2 separate regions of the Homo sapiens genome follow, and region 1 is linked to region 2. Evidence: chromatin loops called from intact Hi-C (ENCODE). Cell type or tissue: sigmoid colon. All regions are shown on one strand. Each heading gives the region's core, and the rest is flanking DNA. Links, peaks and the distances in the headings are about the cores only. Region 1 overlaps PRKG1 (protein kinase cGMP-dependent 1). Region 2 overlaps PRKG1 (protein kinase cGMP-dependent 1).

Region 1 (8,352 bases), core at 65-8,064, 140 kb before region 2:
TAGAAAGTTTTCCTCATCTTGTACTTGAGTATTTTGTTTGTTTTTAGTTTAAAATTTTTAAGTAGCTTCGGCTTGTTCCTCTTGAATCAAATTTCCATTTTGAAGAAACATTACCTCAATTTTCCAATGGTTTACTTCCTCACTGATTTCCCTCTTTTCCCTTAAATATTAATGTCTTTAATAGAAATTTTTGGAAAGTTTATCAATGCTTTCTGATTCTTTATTCTGGCAGTTAATAAAAATTTCTATGGATTGGTTTTCAGTTTTTTTTTTTTTTTTGGTTCAATCATTTACCAAATATTTGTTAAGGAACTAATATAGGGTAAGACTATAGTATATGTGTCTTCTTCTCGCTCACATAGCATTTAATATCTGAAAATCAGTGGTTGTAGGTTATATGCTAAAAAAGACACTCCTTTGTTTCTTCCAACATGGATTGGACCCAGCATTCCTAGGTTGGGATTGGGCTTCCATTTCTCAGTGTTTGGGTTTGTGGTGCCGTGTACATTTTTTCCATATCCATCAGAGTTTGAATTTCTATGTTTTGACTGTTATTGGTTAACAACTACTTCCCCCAGAAAATAGTAAGTTACATGAAAACAAAGTCAATTTCTCTGTTGCTCCATGTTACATCCTTGGAGCCCAGAAATGGATGGCACACAGTAGATATTTAATATGATTTTTTTTTTTTTTTTTTGTCAAATGAAGGACAAGATAAAACCTCTTCATGTTTCTGGCCCTTAGATACTTCAGTTTTTAATTTACAGTTTAAACATTGGAAACCTATGTCACTGAGCTCAGTGGAATTTCCAAGCATGTTTGGTATTGCATTTGGATGCTTTGGCATGCCTTTGTGGATTGCCTGTGCTCCAAATGGTCATGATAATCCCTATCACTCCATACTCTCTTCAACTAGCCCATACCCCTTGTTTATGTTATTGGCCTGCCCTCTGAAGGCATTTCCATTTTTCAGATTGGGATTACAGTCATGAAAAGTTCTTTCTAGTTTGAATAATCTGTGATTTGTAATGCCTTTCCAAGGAAGCACAGTTGTTCTCCAACTCTAATAAATGTGTAATCCCAAACTCTGCAACATAAAATCTCATAAATTGGTTAATCTTAAAAATAAGATAGACTGATTGCTAATAAATACAAGCATGGGATTAGTGGAAATAGAAGATAATCTTTTCAAATTCTTACTAATTTTATTTTGCAGACACAGCCAGAACACGTACTAAGAAAATCCTTTCAAATTTAGATATAATTTTTACTCTCCAAAAATTCTTGAAGATCTTAAAATTATGAGTTGGTAGAGACCATTAATCACATAAGGAAATACTTTTTAACTAGGTGCTTGCCTCAACATTAATCAAAATAAACACAGGAAAAATGTGAAGGTGGAATTTGCTTGTATATTGTCTCTTAGCTCTTCAGGATGGAAACTGAGAACACCTAATCCTATAAAAAACTTTTCACCTCATCTAGTCATATGCTTATGTGAGTATCTGAAGTTATTTTTCTAGGTGACCTATTTACCAATGCAACTATAGATTTTGCAACATATTCATTGGCTAGAAAAATAAATATGTGTATGATTTCATTTATGCCTCACAATACCTGAGCAAATAATGGAGGACAGATCATCACTGTTGTACAGATGAGAAAATTAATTATCAAAGAGTTAAGGTAATATAACCTAAATCCAATAGTTCTTAAATGATACCACTGTAAACCCAGTAGGTCATCACACTTAGCTCAACCCATTCTTCACACTCTGTGGGCATTCATGTACTCATGAGATTACCTTGAGAAGCCACTGACTCCTGTGATTCAGCAATGCATTTATGGAAATTACAGTAGGTAAGCTCAGAACATGGCATATACAATGGATAGGAGAATGGGTTCTAATTTAATTGCTACTTTAGCACTAACTAGGTGTGTAATATTGAATCTAATCTTCCATGTTCTCACTATAAATGAGGATTATAACATTTCCCTGATTGGAGATAATGCTTGAGAATCCCCAGCCCAGTGCTCAAAACATAGTATGGGGCTCAATAAACAGTTGCTGTTGAGGTTCTCATTACTATCATAATTTTTATTAGTTTTGTTAAACCATTTTCCATTGATAAAGTGCTGTGTACATGTCTAAACCAAATGGAAGAACATGAGATGGAAAGAAGTTCAGTAATGACAAGGTCCTGGAGTAGAGCCCAACACAACCCAGCTTGGCTTTACTGAGTATGACTCAGAGGAAGATTGAGTGACAGAAAGGATCCTACACAATTTCTGTGTGGGATAACTGTGGGCAAGAAGGGTTGAACATAGGCAAGTGTGAAGTTCCATAATAATGTTATTTATTTTATTCAATGAGCAGTTACAGGCCTACCAAAAATTTAAGAATGGATTGATGAAGTTTATACTGAGCACTATGTATTTAAACCATGTTAAAAAAATCATGAAAATAATTGTATTATGCCAAGGTAAAGCTGTTTATGCTCTAAAAGACAGGAAGTGTTAGTATTTAGTGGTTATTCTGTGCAGATACATGTATGTGAAATTGTAATAATATTGTTCGTAACATTTATTTTAACATTTGCAGCCACTATATATGTAGACTATGGCATTGCTGCTCTGGTTGAAGGTTTTAAAGACCCACTGCTTTAATGATTTGATTTAAATCCATCAAAAGTGTTTAAAGAAAAGTGGCTTCTCTGTTTGTTGAAATGTTTGCATAGAAGTCATTCACTAGTAATGGATTTCTATTTGAAAACCATTCATTCCCAACTTGAATGTTTTCTGTCCAGACCAAGAAGCTATCAGACGTAGAACATAATCTTAGCTTATAAATGCTTTCTGTTAATGACCTTGATACTGTATCTCAAGATGTCTTTTCAAAAACAATATGATTGTGGATAAAAGCAATGATAACAGTCCTGCTTGCCTGTAGAGGAATACATTAATGGTCTTGGACAAATTCTTGACAGTCATAATGATGAGCTGATAATGGAATGCTTTAGAATAAAAATAAAAATACTAGTTTATTTTGAGATGTGTCATGTAATACAAGAAAGATTATTTTTAACAGCTTTATGGAAGTATAATTTATATACCATAAAACTTACCTATTATACATGTAAAATACAAGGTTTTTCACTACATTTATAGACTTGTACGACCATCACCACAATCCAGTTTTGGAACATTTCAATTACCCCCTAAATTTCCTGGAACCCAATTGCAGTCAGTCCCTGCTCTACTCCCAGGACCTGGCAACCACTAATCTGCTTTCTGTATTTATAAATTTTCCTTTTCTATACCTTTCATATAAATAAGCATTTTATTTTACAAATATCAATTTACTTGAATGACTATGTGACACAATTTATGGCTTATTCAATGAAGTTTAGAATGCTAAGGTTGTATTTGGACCCAGGGCATTTGTTGTTATATTGGACACTAAATCTCATTACTGTGAGAAAAGCTCAATTGGCCTGGTTTTTGTTGTTGTTTTTGGAGAATTGAAGCATTTAGTTTTGTGCCTAGATCTGGTATATTAGTGTATTAATGATCTGATTAGCAGTAACAACAGCAGTAGTAGCAGGTTGCCATTTATAGAATACTTACGGTGTGCAGGCATTCTACTGAGGATTAATATACCTTTTCCCTCTAATCTTCATAAAAGTTCTGAAATATAGGGAATAATTGCTCCATTTTAGGGACAGCAAAAGTAAAGCAAGCTCAGAGAAGTTAAGTAATTTGCCTGAGATCACCTGTTGCTGCCTGTGCCTATACTAAGAATGATTAATCTTGAGGTACTCTGGTAAGCAAACTGTATGGCTTCTGCTTTTCTACAGCTTTACAGTTCTATTTTCTTCAGCACTAAGATATATCCTTGAAATAACCTTCCAACTTGGCTTTTTGGCTCCCTGTGCAAATTCTGCCATGAAGTGTTAAAAGAACAGAGTCAACAGGTTAAAGATAAGCACTGATCCCTGAGGTGAATATAGAATTGATCAGAGAGCTGTTTGTGAAATGAGAGAGGCAAAGGGAGAGAAGAGATTTGATTGATGAAATAAAGGAATGGACAAGCATACATGAGAAAAATGTAATACAAAATAACTTTACGGGCTTAGAGAGAAAGGGAGAAATTTCAGTTCTTTAGATGTGCCTGAAGTGATGATTTCGTGAAGAAAGTGGAGGGTTTCAATTAAACCTCTCTTTTGAATAGAAATGATTTTAAAGGAAGAATTCTAATGGGTTCTTGTGCCACTGAGGCTGAAAGCAGATGAAGAAGACGAAATGGTCTCTAAAGTAGGTGGTCCCAACCCCAGTGGGACATAACTGATTTAGGTGGCTGAAGCTAACTCCACTTTGTCTCACTAAGGATCCTGGCTTGCTAACTGGCTGGCTGTGTTCCCCAGAAGCCTTTGCTCTGATGCCTATCAGTCCTGCCTGGTGCAAAGGCTTCTGGGTTATGAGCCAACTGGGGATGCTGCCAAATCTGTTGCTTATTCAGCAGTGAAATGAGGTAGCACTGTTAGCTTGCTTTCTTATTGTGCGGGTACCAGAAATGAAGTTTCAGTGTGAGAGAATAAAGAATAGTCTTACTTTGAGGATTCACTGGAGACTGATAAAGGAATTTCAGAGACAATAAACTGTTCCATGTGTTTACAGTAAGTTGGAGATTTAAGATTCAGTTACAGATTTTTATATTTAAATAAGTAATAGTGAACAAAAGTGAGCAATGTTTGTGGATGGGAACCAGCTTGGATAAATAACTAGGTATAAAGCAATTAGGAATTCAAAATATTAGAGATATACCTATGTATACACATAAACAAAGGATTTAGAGGATTTTATAAAAACGCATGTGATGCAACAGGATTTTCAAAACACACTACGAATCGTTGTGCAGGTTGATACTGTTTCCTTGTGTTTTGTTTGTTTGCAGAATCCAGAATGGTGAGCAAAACCTAAAAGATATAGAGACCCTGCGGTTCTCAAAGTGTGAGCCCTGGACAAACAGCTTCAGCGTCACCTGGGAGCTTGTTAGAAATGCAGATTCTGAGATATCTCTCCAAACTCTTTGAATCAGAAACTCTGGGCTAGGGCTAGCAATCTGTATTTTAACCACCCATCTAGGTGATTCTGACGTGCCTTAAAAGTAGAGAACCCCTGGAATAATATAGGATGGGAATTTAGAGCTGAATGTGGCAGACTGTACATAAACACTATTGGAAGCAGTTTATCCTGGTGCCCAAAATAATGGAGCAGAGATTTTTAGTTAGGAGCTGTCTCTCCTTGCACTTTGCTAGTACTTGGCTTGTTCCCCTCCTTTTCAAGGCTGATCTGCCTTTCACTTCCAGGAGAACTTTTCTGCCCATACCAGTCTGAAATGCTTTGTTTTATGGTATACTATAGGTTTGCATTTCTTTAGGTCTAATATTCTTTTGGTTTTTAATGTCAACTCTTGTTTTTTTAATTATTACTTCATAATTTTTTTTCACATTTTGTGAGGGTGTACATTATATATATGTATGTATGTGTGTATATATATATTTTATATGTATACTATATATAAATACATGTGTGTGTGTATTTTATATATATATTTATATGTATATATACATATATACATATACATATATATGTATTTTATATATATATATACACACACACACACACACACACACACACACACACGCCATGCACTCAGGTACTACTACCTCCCTTCTCTGAACAAGTCACTTTTATCCCATACATTCTTTATTGCATTATCTTACCTTGGTTTCTTGAGAGCACTTAATTACCTGAAAGTATATATTTATTTGTTTCCTTGTGGTTGTTTGTCCATGTAAGCTCACCTTTGTTGATCCAGGCCCCAGGCTTTAGACCCCAGAATGGTGCTTGGCACAGTAGATGTGCAGTGAACAATGAGTGCTGTTTGTCTATCCGGATCTAGGCTCTAAACTACTAGGGGACAGAACTTGTGTCACAACCTTAAATTAGAAATACATATGTAAAGAGACTAGCATAGTATCTAGGGCATAGAAAACACTTATGCAGTGTTTTTTATAAATATATATATGTATATATATTTCCCTTTTATTCTTCTTGTAGCACTCAGCTTCTAACAGTTCTTTGCACTCAGTCTGTACGTGAAGATAGATGAACATAACAATTGAGACAGAGTATTAAATCTTAATAATTAGGAAACAAAATGGAATATATCAGTATTTTCTGTGTTTTCATTCTGTATGGATTACTTATTGAATGGGTCGTGTTTGGTTTTGAGCTATGAATATAAGAAATTCTAAAAATTAAAATACATGCTAAACAATTAAAATCTGTAACATAAATGCATAATTCTTACCTGAAACCTTTGGATCCCAGTGTGCTTTAGAATCCAGATTTTTTTTTTTCTTTCAGGTTTTTGAATGGTATCATGAAAGATACATGTAGAATGGATTCTGTAACATCCACTGGGGGTCTAGGGCAGCGCTCCATAAAAAAACGTATCTACATTTCTTCAGCAAAACATATGGATATTTACTGAAATAGGAAACACAAAAGCTGCCGAAACCCTTGTGGCCAAATTAGGTTGGGTTTTGTGACCAAGTGAGTTTTCTGCAAACGTACAAAGCTTTGGTGTTTAGAGTTTTGATTTTGGCTTTATGTGTAAGGGTTTATAGACCTTACAGTTTATAAGCAAAACTAACATTTATATTTCAGACTGTTTTTCATCTTCAGAAGCTATATTAGTCCACAATTAGCATTTGAGTCACTTGAAGCTTAGGGAAATTAAATAACTTGATCAAAGTCACAGCGTAGTATACAAATAAAAGCTGAATTTGAACTCGGGTCTGGCTGAATCCACATTCCTTACTCTTTTCCCTGCAGAGCACTGATCCTTAAAATCACACATTACAGATAAGAAAGGCTATAAAAGTTGCAAAATGTACCCCCTTCATTATACAATTAATGACAAAGACGTCTGGAGGGTTTATGATCTATAGTAACATCACTGCTAAGAGGCACATTCAGAATCCAGGTCTCTTAATATCTAGTTCTGTACTCTCTCATTTTCCATGCTGACTTTTAGTTTCGGGATGCTTCTAAATTATTGGCCTCAGAAATCATGGTTGTTGCAGAGGTAAAGGCAGTTTTCTTCTAGTTTTTCTCTTCTATATGAGCTCCCAAAATGTTTTGGTCAAACGGTTTGGCTCTCCGTGTTTTTGTAATCAAATACCTAAACGCTGGTAATGCACACTTAACTCAGGTTCAAGCGGGGGACTTTATTTACTTGGGCACAGCTAGAGTGTATTGTAATTCCCTGTTTCCTTAGTTGCCTTGAAGAGTAAAGTAAGCAATTTCATTTAAAATTAATAGCCCCAATCTTATTTTTGCCTTATTCACTTAGGAAAACCTTATAGTTAACAGCAATTGCAGTTATTTTCAGCACTATTTCAAGGGAATTCTTTGATAGCAGCCAGACCGCGTGCCCAGCTTTGCTGCTTTTAGACAAACTCAAGTATTGGCGCAGTGTGATACTCAGTACTGGGGAACTGCATTCTGAGTCAAAGCAAATTAGTTTGCTGTCTGCTTGAGGACTTTACAGATTTACACACCTTCCCAATGAGATTTGTAAGAATAAATTTTTGTAAATCAAGGGTTTGAAGACTCCTAGTGAAATTCACATTTAAGGTAGAAATAGTATTCTTCATTTTATTGAAGTCATATGATTCAGGAAAAATAAATTGAGGACTTTTGGCAGGCTAAAAGGATCTGGAAAACTTTAGATGTATTGTTTTTACCTCTTGTTTCAGAGATAGAAATGTAACATTTTTAATTATGAGCTTTTGTGTTTTGTTTGTGCTTGAATTTATGTGTTATATGCTCCCATCAAAGTTGTGTGTGTGTGATATTATTACATAAGAATTAGAAATATGCAATTCTTTTTATTTAATAAATTTAGTAGTGTTTCTTTTTTTAAATGGTAGATAAAATGAAGGCACAGCAGCTCAAGAGGGATAGAATTGGAAGGAAAGGGAAAGAGGAGGGAGGTGAAAGAAGGAAAGATAGGGCTTTGAAACCGATCCAGGACTCTGTGTAATGAGCTCTTGGTTCCTTATCCCACATTTGTCTGGCCATTGAAGGTAGAAATTAACCCTTATGTTGCATTTGTCCATGAACTAAAGACTGAGCCTGTGTTTAGACACTTAATAATTTTTAGGTCAGTAGCCCAGTTGGCACTCCTACTAGCCTCATGGTTGCAAAAACTGGATAGTTAGTAGACCATGGTGTTTTCTTGTATGGGCTCTGGAGTCAGAGAAACCTGAATTCAAATTC
Region 2 (8,352 bases), core at 180-8,179:
TATAGCCCCAGAACTTACTCATTTTATACCTGGAAGTTTGTACCCATTGATCTACATATCCTCACTTCCCCCACCCTCTGTAGCTCCTGGAAATCACCTAAATTCTGATTGTGGATTGTGTTTCAAGCAATCTAGGAAAAGAGAGAACATTTTTATAGTTATAAAAAAGTTCAAAATTATTATTTTAATATCACAAGCAATATGTGCCAGGCAAAAAGAACCAAGAAAAAGATATAAACCCCATGAAGACAGAAATTTTTGTCTGCTGACTTAAGTTAATGTCTGTATTTGAGCCCACATGTATACTTCATATAAGTAGAGGCCATATGTGTTCTTGTTTACAAAGTGCTTTGCACTATGCCTAGTGCATACATACACACATACACGAGTGAATATCTATATAAATGTATTCTCTATAGGATTCTACTATCCATTAAAAAATTTGTCCTTTTACTTAGTATATCATAAATATCTTACCACATAAGATGTATATTTCTACAGACATAAATTTAATGGCTGTATAAGATATAATTTACTAATTTCTTCTTTTTATTCTTTTGGCCTATTTCCATTTTTAAATTTATTATTATAAAAACAATTCTTCGAGAAAGACATCACCATTTTATTCTGCACATATAATTATTTTCTAATGATAAAGCCTTAAAAGTAGACTTGACAGATAAAAGTATGTTGGCTCACAAATATAATGCAAATACTGTGCTGAAGAATAAATTGAAGCAGTCACTCATTCTTAGCTCTGGATTAAATATAGTTCATTTCATTGTTTTACTTTGAATACATTGCTGAAATGACTGGCTCTAAGGGAAAGTGTGCTTTGATTAGGAGCAGGTTTTTATAATTCTCTTCTACATGCCCATCCTGTAAATGGTATCTTTGTGTAAAAAAGAAGCAAGCATAAGGACACATAGACCAGAATAGAGAGGAACCATGGAGTGGGAAAATAGGAAAAGAGGCACTGCTGGAAGACAGAAGATAAACTGTATTTTGTGGTTTTGTGTAAGCCTGCCATTGCCTTCATCTAGACCTGCCAAGTGTGACAGATTTGGACACACTGGAAAAGTTAACGTTTTCAGTGGGAAGTTCTGGGTTTCAGTTCCTTCTGTCAGTTTAGGTATCATCAGCATCATCATTAGAATCACTAAGGAGTCAGAGAAAGGTGTGTCCACCTAATTCAAGGGCCTGAGTGCCAGGCAGATTTTTCCATGGTAGCATGTTCCATCCTAACGATCTCTTCAGCCTTGTTCCCATCCTATTCTCTTTAATAAGAAGTTGTCATTGTCTAGCAATGAATATTTATTGCTCAGAGATTTAGCAGATAGTGAATATTTTCAGACATCAAACTAATTTGCATTTGTGCTTGAGAAATTTTTCCCAGGTGGCACAATATTTTATATCCTGTTGTAACTGAGAAAGTTATCACATACATAAGAACACATTTACTTTCATTTTATTTTTCTCCTACAGTATATCCTGTTGTAACTGAGAAAGTTATTACATACATAAGAACACATTTACTTTCATTTTATTTTTCTCCTACAGAGCGTCCTATATTTCTGTAAACTGGATTACAGGGTACTTAGAAGAACGAGCTTGCTTGTCACTGAAGTATGCAGCCTCTTAAGTAAAATCCAAGCCCTATTTCATCATCATGTTTATTCTGAGAATAGAATTGAAGAGGACCACATATGGTTGAAATTATAGGGAGGGTTGAGGTGGGCAGAATCTGGCCCAGTGGAATCATCCAATTTGGAAATAATCCATGAAAACTGTTTGGCAGTTTTAGCCATGCCCCTGCTTCCCATCGCCTACCCCCTGCCCCAACTTCCAAAGAGCATATAAATTTAGTGTTGGTGATGAAAATAGGAAGAGAGAACTTTGATTTGCAGTTAACATGAAAGGAAATATACACTGTTTTAGTCCATCTGGGCTGTTATTACGAAATACTACAAACTGTGTAGCTTATAAACAACAGAAATTTATTTTTCACAGTTCTGGAGTTTGGAAGATTCTGTGTCTGGAGGCGCTGGCGTATTTAGTGTCTGGTGAAGGCCCCCTTTCACATACGTGTTGCCTCCTCTCTGTGTCCTCATGTGGTAGAAGAAGCTAGCTAGTTCACTGGGCTCTCTTTTATAAGGGCCCTCATCTCATCCATGAGGGATCTACCCTTACTTATGAACTAATTACCTCCCGAAGACCCTGCCTCCTAATCCCATCCCCTTAAGGGTTAGGATTCCAGCATATGCATTTTGAGGAGACGTAGGTATTCAGTCCATTGTGCACACCAAATTATGAATTAATGTATTAATATATAATTGTATCCAAAGAAAGGTCTACCAGGAACCCATATTTGTTTGCTGATTTGCTTGTTTAATATGCTTCATTTCCTCAAAACAAAGGGAAGCATATTTTAGCTTATTTTCCTTTTTAATCTTTTGTTTTGAGAATCTCTGCCATTGCTAAAGTAGAAAATTATGTTTTCTTAACTTTTTGTTTATTATACGTAAATACATTATTATTAATAATATAAATTCAGTGTGTATGTATTTCTCTATAGTGAAGGTGTTGCTTTTTAAGTGAATGTGGCTATAAACTGAGACTTTAAAAAATCTCATTGTCATTAAAAAAATACTGATTTAGAAAAGTTCTAGATTCACTGTATAGAACTCACAGAATATAGAATAGTTGCTAGAGCACAGAAACTAGTACTCTTTTAACTTCTAAGAAAAAGTCTGGGAATAATGTAGATCCCCTCATCTTTATTTAAGTAATCAAAATTGATTCTGTGCTGGGCGCGATGGCTCATGTTTGTAATCCTAGCACTTTGGGAGGCCAAGGTGAATGGATTGTCTGAGCTCAGGAGTTTGAGATCAGCCTGGGCAACACGGTGAAACACCGCCTCTACTAAAATACAAAAAGTTAGCCAGGTGTGGTGGCAGGCACCTGTAGTCCCAGCTACTCAGAAGGCTGAGGCATGAGAATTACTTGAACCCGGGATTCAGAGGTTGCAGTGACCCAAGATCACTCCACAGCACTCTAGTCTGGGGGACAGAGTGAGACTCTGTCTGCAAAAACAAACGAACAAACAGAAAAATGATTCTGCATAATGTGGGGCAGATTATTTATTTACAAAATTATTTTTTAGGAAAGAAAAAGTTGATTACTAAGATTTAGCTAGATTCACTATGATCAAGTCATGGAGTCAAACTTTACGTTGTTGTTGTTTGCATGAGTTAATTGGCTGATAGATTACTGGAAAGTCATGGATGTTGTGTATCTGGTTTTTAGCAAGATGTGCATCAGTGTTCCCTATAATGTCTTTATCAATGAGTATGAGGGCTGTAAGCTGAGTGATAATTTTGTTAGGCAGATCTTTGGCTGTTTGAATAATCAACTGTAGCAATGTTATTCATTAATGCCAATTTGATGAAAACTTTGGTCTGGTTCAATATGTTTATTAATAAATTCACAGAGAAGCTTAATAGCATACTAATACAATTTGAGGATATTAGAAACTAGGAGGGTTAGTTCCTATCTTGAATAAGAAGGCAGATCCAAGAACTCCACAGAAATAAACTATGGAGAATAACAGTTATTTAATTTTTTCAAATTATGGATGTGGAGGAAGAAATGAATTAACTCTGAAATGAGAGCAAGACATAGGACTAACAGATGGAAGTTTCAGGAAAATATATTTTGGCTCAGTAAAAGAAATAAATTACTAAGATTTATAGTAGTCTGAAACTGAAATTGAGAATTTTTCAGGAGATACTCAACTATTGATGTGAATAGGTGTCCCAGCAACAATTGGACAAGCCCACCGACCACTTGGTGACATTTTCCACTAGGCATTCAGCATCAGATTCCACAGCGCTTTTGAGGTGGAGGATAAGTAGATAATATGTCTCCATTATTTAGAGGAAATCTCTCACCTTTGAACTCTTACAGAACTTTAAGTCATTTAATAATTATTCCTGTGTAATGTACAGGAATAATTATATATATTATAAATATATATGTTTTATATATGGTACATATATTTATATATATATATGTGTCTATATCCTATCCCTTTAAGTTCTTTTGATAGAGACATGTCAGTCATCATAGGCTTATAGTGCCTAGCATAATATCTTGCACATCAAAAGAGAAAATAGTGAATGAATGAATGAATGATTTCTATAACAATATATTTTCTTCCCTAGGTGAAGGACATCCTAAATTCTTGAGGATACTGTGTATGCCCTGTGTTATAATAGCATGGTGCACACCACACTAGCCCTTCAGGTGTTCTTGTTCTCTTTTTGAATGCTGGTACCCTCAATTTATTATTCTTGTTTGGATATATCCAATTTACCTTGTTGAACATTATTTACTAACAGCAATCTGTTAGCCACTAGGAATGTAAAGACACATCATAATATGACCTTCTGAGGGACAAAAATTGAGGCCTATTTATCTTTGTATCCCAAATGCCTGGTGTACAGCTGGTTCTCATAAAATGTTGAATTGCTCCCGGACCAGACTTTAGAGTTTGGTTTTAAAAGAAAAGCCAGAGTTCAGCAACAGCGAAGGGAATTTAATGTGGAGAAAGAAACATGAACCAAGAGGCACAGCTTAGTGTTGCTGAGATCAGGTAAAGCATCCCTGTGACTGGGGCATAAGGTGTGGCAGGGATGAGAGGGCAAGAAAGAGTGGCACAAAAGTGCTTGCAATCACAGCAGGGACTATCAAGTAAGGGCCTTGAGTGTTGTGCCAAACGACTGTGGAGGTTGAATTTAATCTCATGGACATCTCTAGACTATTCTACTTTAGAGCAACTCTAACCTGTATGAACATCTTCCAGTTGCTGGATCATTTTCTTTAGGGATTTTTGGAGGGGGTGGGGAGAATCTCAGGGAAGCATTCATATGTCAAGCAAAGTGACCTAGACTTCAGATTTACACTGGAGGCTTCACGGTACCAGGTGTTGAAATCACACATTCTTTGGCACAGAAGCTAGCATTCTCATTTGTGCATACAGTTTATGTCTCGATTATTCTTTCAGTTGTTTAAAGGTCTGGGATAGATGCATTTAGCCAACGAGTTATGTTATTGTGTCTGCCCTTTGGAAACTTTACTTTGTAGGAAAGCCTTACTGCTTAGAATGTTCAGAGAAGCTGAGGTTATGGGGCAAGTGACAGGTCTCTTTTCTGAGGCAGCTGCCACACTCTCTTAGTCTAAGTGGATTCTTCCTGAAATTTGCTTCCCCAAGTGACTACTTGTACTGGTTATGCAGTTGGTTAATTTTAAATTGATGTCAGCATTTGCAGCTAAGTTGATTTGGAAAGCTCTCTAATTTAACTCTTCATATGTAATCCTGTCCCCAGATCATGATGGTGATAATTTTTACTGCATCTTTAGATTTAAGGTCATTTAAGTAAATTGCTTTTTGTTGTCTTCCTACTTATGGGAGAAAGAGAGAGAGAGGGGAGACCAAGAGAGCACTAGTGAGCATCAGGTGTGGTTTTTAGGCATGTGGAGTTTCTTCTTAGAAAAGTTGCTGCTTTCAATTGCATGTACGATGTACATTTAATATACTGAAGAGTTTTGCTTTAGGAATTAAGTAATCATTTTCCTCTGTGCTGCCACAGTGATTTACACCTTCCTGTTAACCTTTCAATGCCTCCCACTTTGCCGAAGATAATACTCCTTCCCCAGACTAATAAAGCCCTACGTGGCCTGGATCCTGCTTACATTTTCTCTATCCCTGTTGTATAACCACGCTTTGCCCTGTCCAGTCTCTGGAACTTGCACTGTTTCTTTCCATCATGACCGTTATGCAGACTGTTCCTTTACCTGGAGTGAAATGCACTTTTCTACCTTTTTCCACTACTCACTCCCACCTTTCCTTTGGATTTCAACTCAATTAGCATTACCTCCAGGAATCCTAACCTTGTCTGTGTCAAATCCTCTTATAAGCTCAGATATCAGTGACATGTTTGTACTGGTTGGCTATAATTTTACATTAATTTTTATGATGATTTTGTTAATATGTCTCTCCTCCACTAAAATGTAGAAACCTGTCAATTTTGTTCAGCAAGGGTCTCCATGGTAAAGCACCATACCTGGCAGAGAGGAGGTACTCAAACATTATTTTATAAATGAGTGAATAAATGATATATTTAAACCCCTTTGGAAACTCATTTCCCAGATAAGAAGGTATTGGTCAATAGTTTGTCTCACACTGAATAAATGTTCCGTTGTCCATGCCAGTACCAAACTGACTACTTCTTCCAGAAATTTAAGGACTACTATTAGGCTGAGAGTCACTTTAAGGTTTTAAGAAGTCAGGTGACAAGGGTGGAAGTGGTGAAGCTCAGAGCTAGATAACCTTAATTTCAGATCCTCACTCTACAAGTTTGCTTATGAGCTTTTGTGACCACTGAAATGTATCTTAGTCTCTCCAAGACTCAGTTTCCCTAACACATAAAAATGGGACTAAAAGCTTCAGTTCAGAAATTTAGTAATGGGCCAGGTGTGGTGGCTCATGCCTACAATCCCAGCAATTTAGGAGGCTGAGGCAGGTGGATGGTTTGAGCCCAGGAGTTCAAGTCTGACCTGGGAAACGTGGCAAAACTCTTTCTCTACAAAAAATAAAAATTAGCCTAACATGGTGGCATGCTTCTGTAGTCCCAGCTACTTGGGAAGCTGAGGTTGGAGGATTGCTGGAGCCCAGGAAGTCGAGGCTGCAGTGAGCCGTGTTTGTGCCACTGCTTCTGTCAGCCTGGGTTACAGGGTGAGGCGATCTCAAAAAAAAAAAAAAAAAAAAAAGAAAAAGAAAAAAGAAAGAAAAAGAAATTTAGCAGTGTCTATCAAAATTTAAAATATTCCTAATTTTAACTAAGCAATATCACTTGTAAGTGCTATTTTTCAACACGTACAAGGATATTCTTTACAGCATTATTAGTAATAATAAAAACTAGAAACTAAATGTTCAGAAAACTAACTAAGTAAATGAAAGAACATTTATTCAGTGGCCACTAAAGAGAATAAAAATGAATTAGTTGTGGGAAATTAGATATGGGAACATGAATTCGATATAGGTAAATGTTCAAGATACCATGTGAAATAAAATAGTTTCAGAAGGGTATATGCACAAAGAGACATGCATAGAGGCTTTCTGGGAGATACTCAAAGCATTGGCACTAATGGGTACCTCTGGGAATTTTGATGAGTGATTCATATATGTGTGCATAGGGGTAGAAGTATTTACTTTTCACATTATACTTTTACTTACTGTTGGTATTTTTACCAAAAAGATGTAGCACTAATATAATTTTTTAAAAACCTCATGAAATACAATATTACCCTCTTATGTGGTTGTAAGAATTAGATACACTCGTGTGAAAAATGTCTGGTCCATACTAAAGAGTTAAATTCAGTTGTCCCTTAGTATCCATGGGAGATAGGTTCCAGGACTTCTTACGGATACTGAAATCCAAGGATGCTCAAGTCTTTGACATAAAATGGCATAAAATAGTATTTGCATATAACTTATGCACATCCTACCATATACTTTAAATCATCTCTAAATTACTTATAATAATGAATGCAAGTAAATGCTATGTAAATAGTTGTTATACTGTATTGCTTAGGAAATAGTGACTAGAAAAAAAAAAAGCCTGCACATGTTCAGTACAGATGCAATTTTTTTTTCAAATATATTTGATCCATGATTGGTTAAATCCACGAATGCAGAACCCATGAATGTGGAGGGCTGGTTGTAGGCACTTTAAAGGAAAAATATGGTCATTTTTAAGTGCACTTGCAGAGAGCTTCCAATTTGAAGCCTCATGAGTTTCAGCTGTCCCCAGTGCCCTGGTTACTGTAAACCATTAAGTCTGGAATTCACCTCTGCATGTCCTAGTCAGCTAGGTTGGCTTCAGCCCTTCTTGCTGGGAGTGAAAAGGGAGGGAGAAGCCCTCGTTTACTTCAGGAGGTAAAAAGACTCTAGGCTGAGTCTCCAAAGCCTAGATTACAGCAAACATGTTTTACGTTAAAAATTGGGGAAGTTAAATTTTAGGGGGCAATCCCTGGTTACTTTCTTACTAAAGTTGTATAATTTCCTACTTAAAATTAAAACTCGGAAACATTACTGGCAGTAAGGGAAGGTAACATGAGTTTTCAAACCAGGTACTGAGCACATTAAAATAGACCCAGTCAAAGCTGCATACAGCTTCAATATTCATGCAATATTCAGGGTGTATATTGCCATGTCAGAGTGAGCAGCCAAATTGTGCGTTTCAGTCTCATGGCTGTCCCCTGAGGAGGAGGCCTAACTTTTAGTCTCCT

Evidence for each region. Peaks named below come from ENCODE experiments on the same cell type or tissue, not always from the same donor. Only the 100,000 strongest peaks of a DNase experiment are listed, where the experiment ranks them.
Region 1: a loop joins it to region 2, with 2.5 times the contacts of the local background. A loop is called at or near these places in 6 of 110 quality-filtered maps.

Annotation. Positions count from the first base shown.
Region 1 is chr10:51,088,130-51,096,481 of GRCh38, forward strand. All of the region lies in intron 1 of PRKG1 (protein kinase cGMP-dependent 1), which reads left to right. Among named protein-coding and RNA genes, the nearest start is that of PRKG1, 18 kb to the left of the region's middle. In sigmoid colon, for the core only: no CTCF peak of the experiment used is centred there; a DNase peak (open chromatin) is centred at 4,472; H3K4me3 peaks cover 1,298 bases.
Region 2 is chr10:51,223,118-51,231,469 of GRCh38, forward strand. The region is part of intron 2 of PRKG1 (protein kinase cGMP-dependent 1); the gene reads left to right. Among named protein-coding and RNA genes, the nearest start is that of MIR605, 72 kb to the right of the region's middle. In sigmoid colon, for the core only: no CTCF peak of the experiment used is centred there; no DNase peak of the experiment used is centred there; H3K4me3 peaks cover 848 bases; H3K27ac peaks cover 1,020 bases.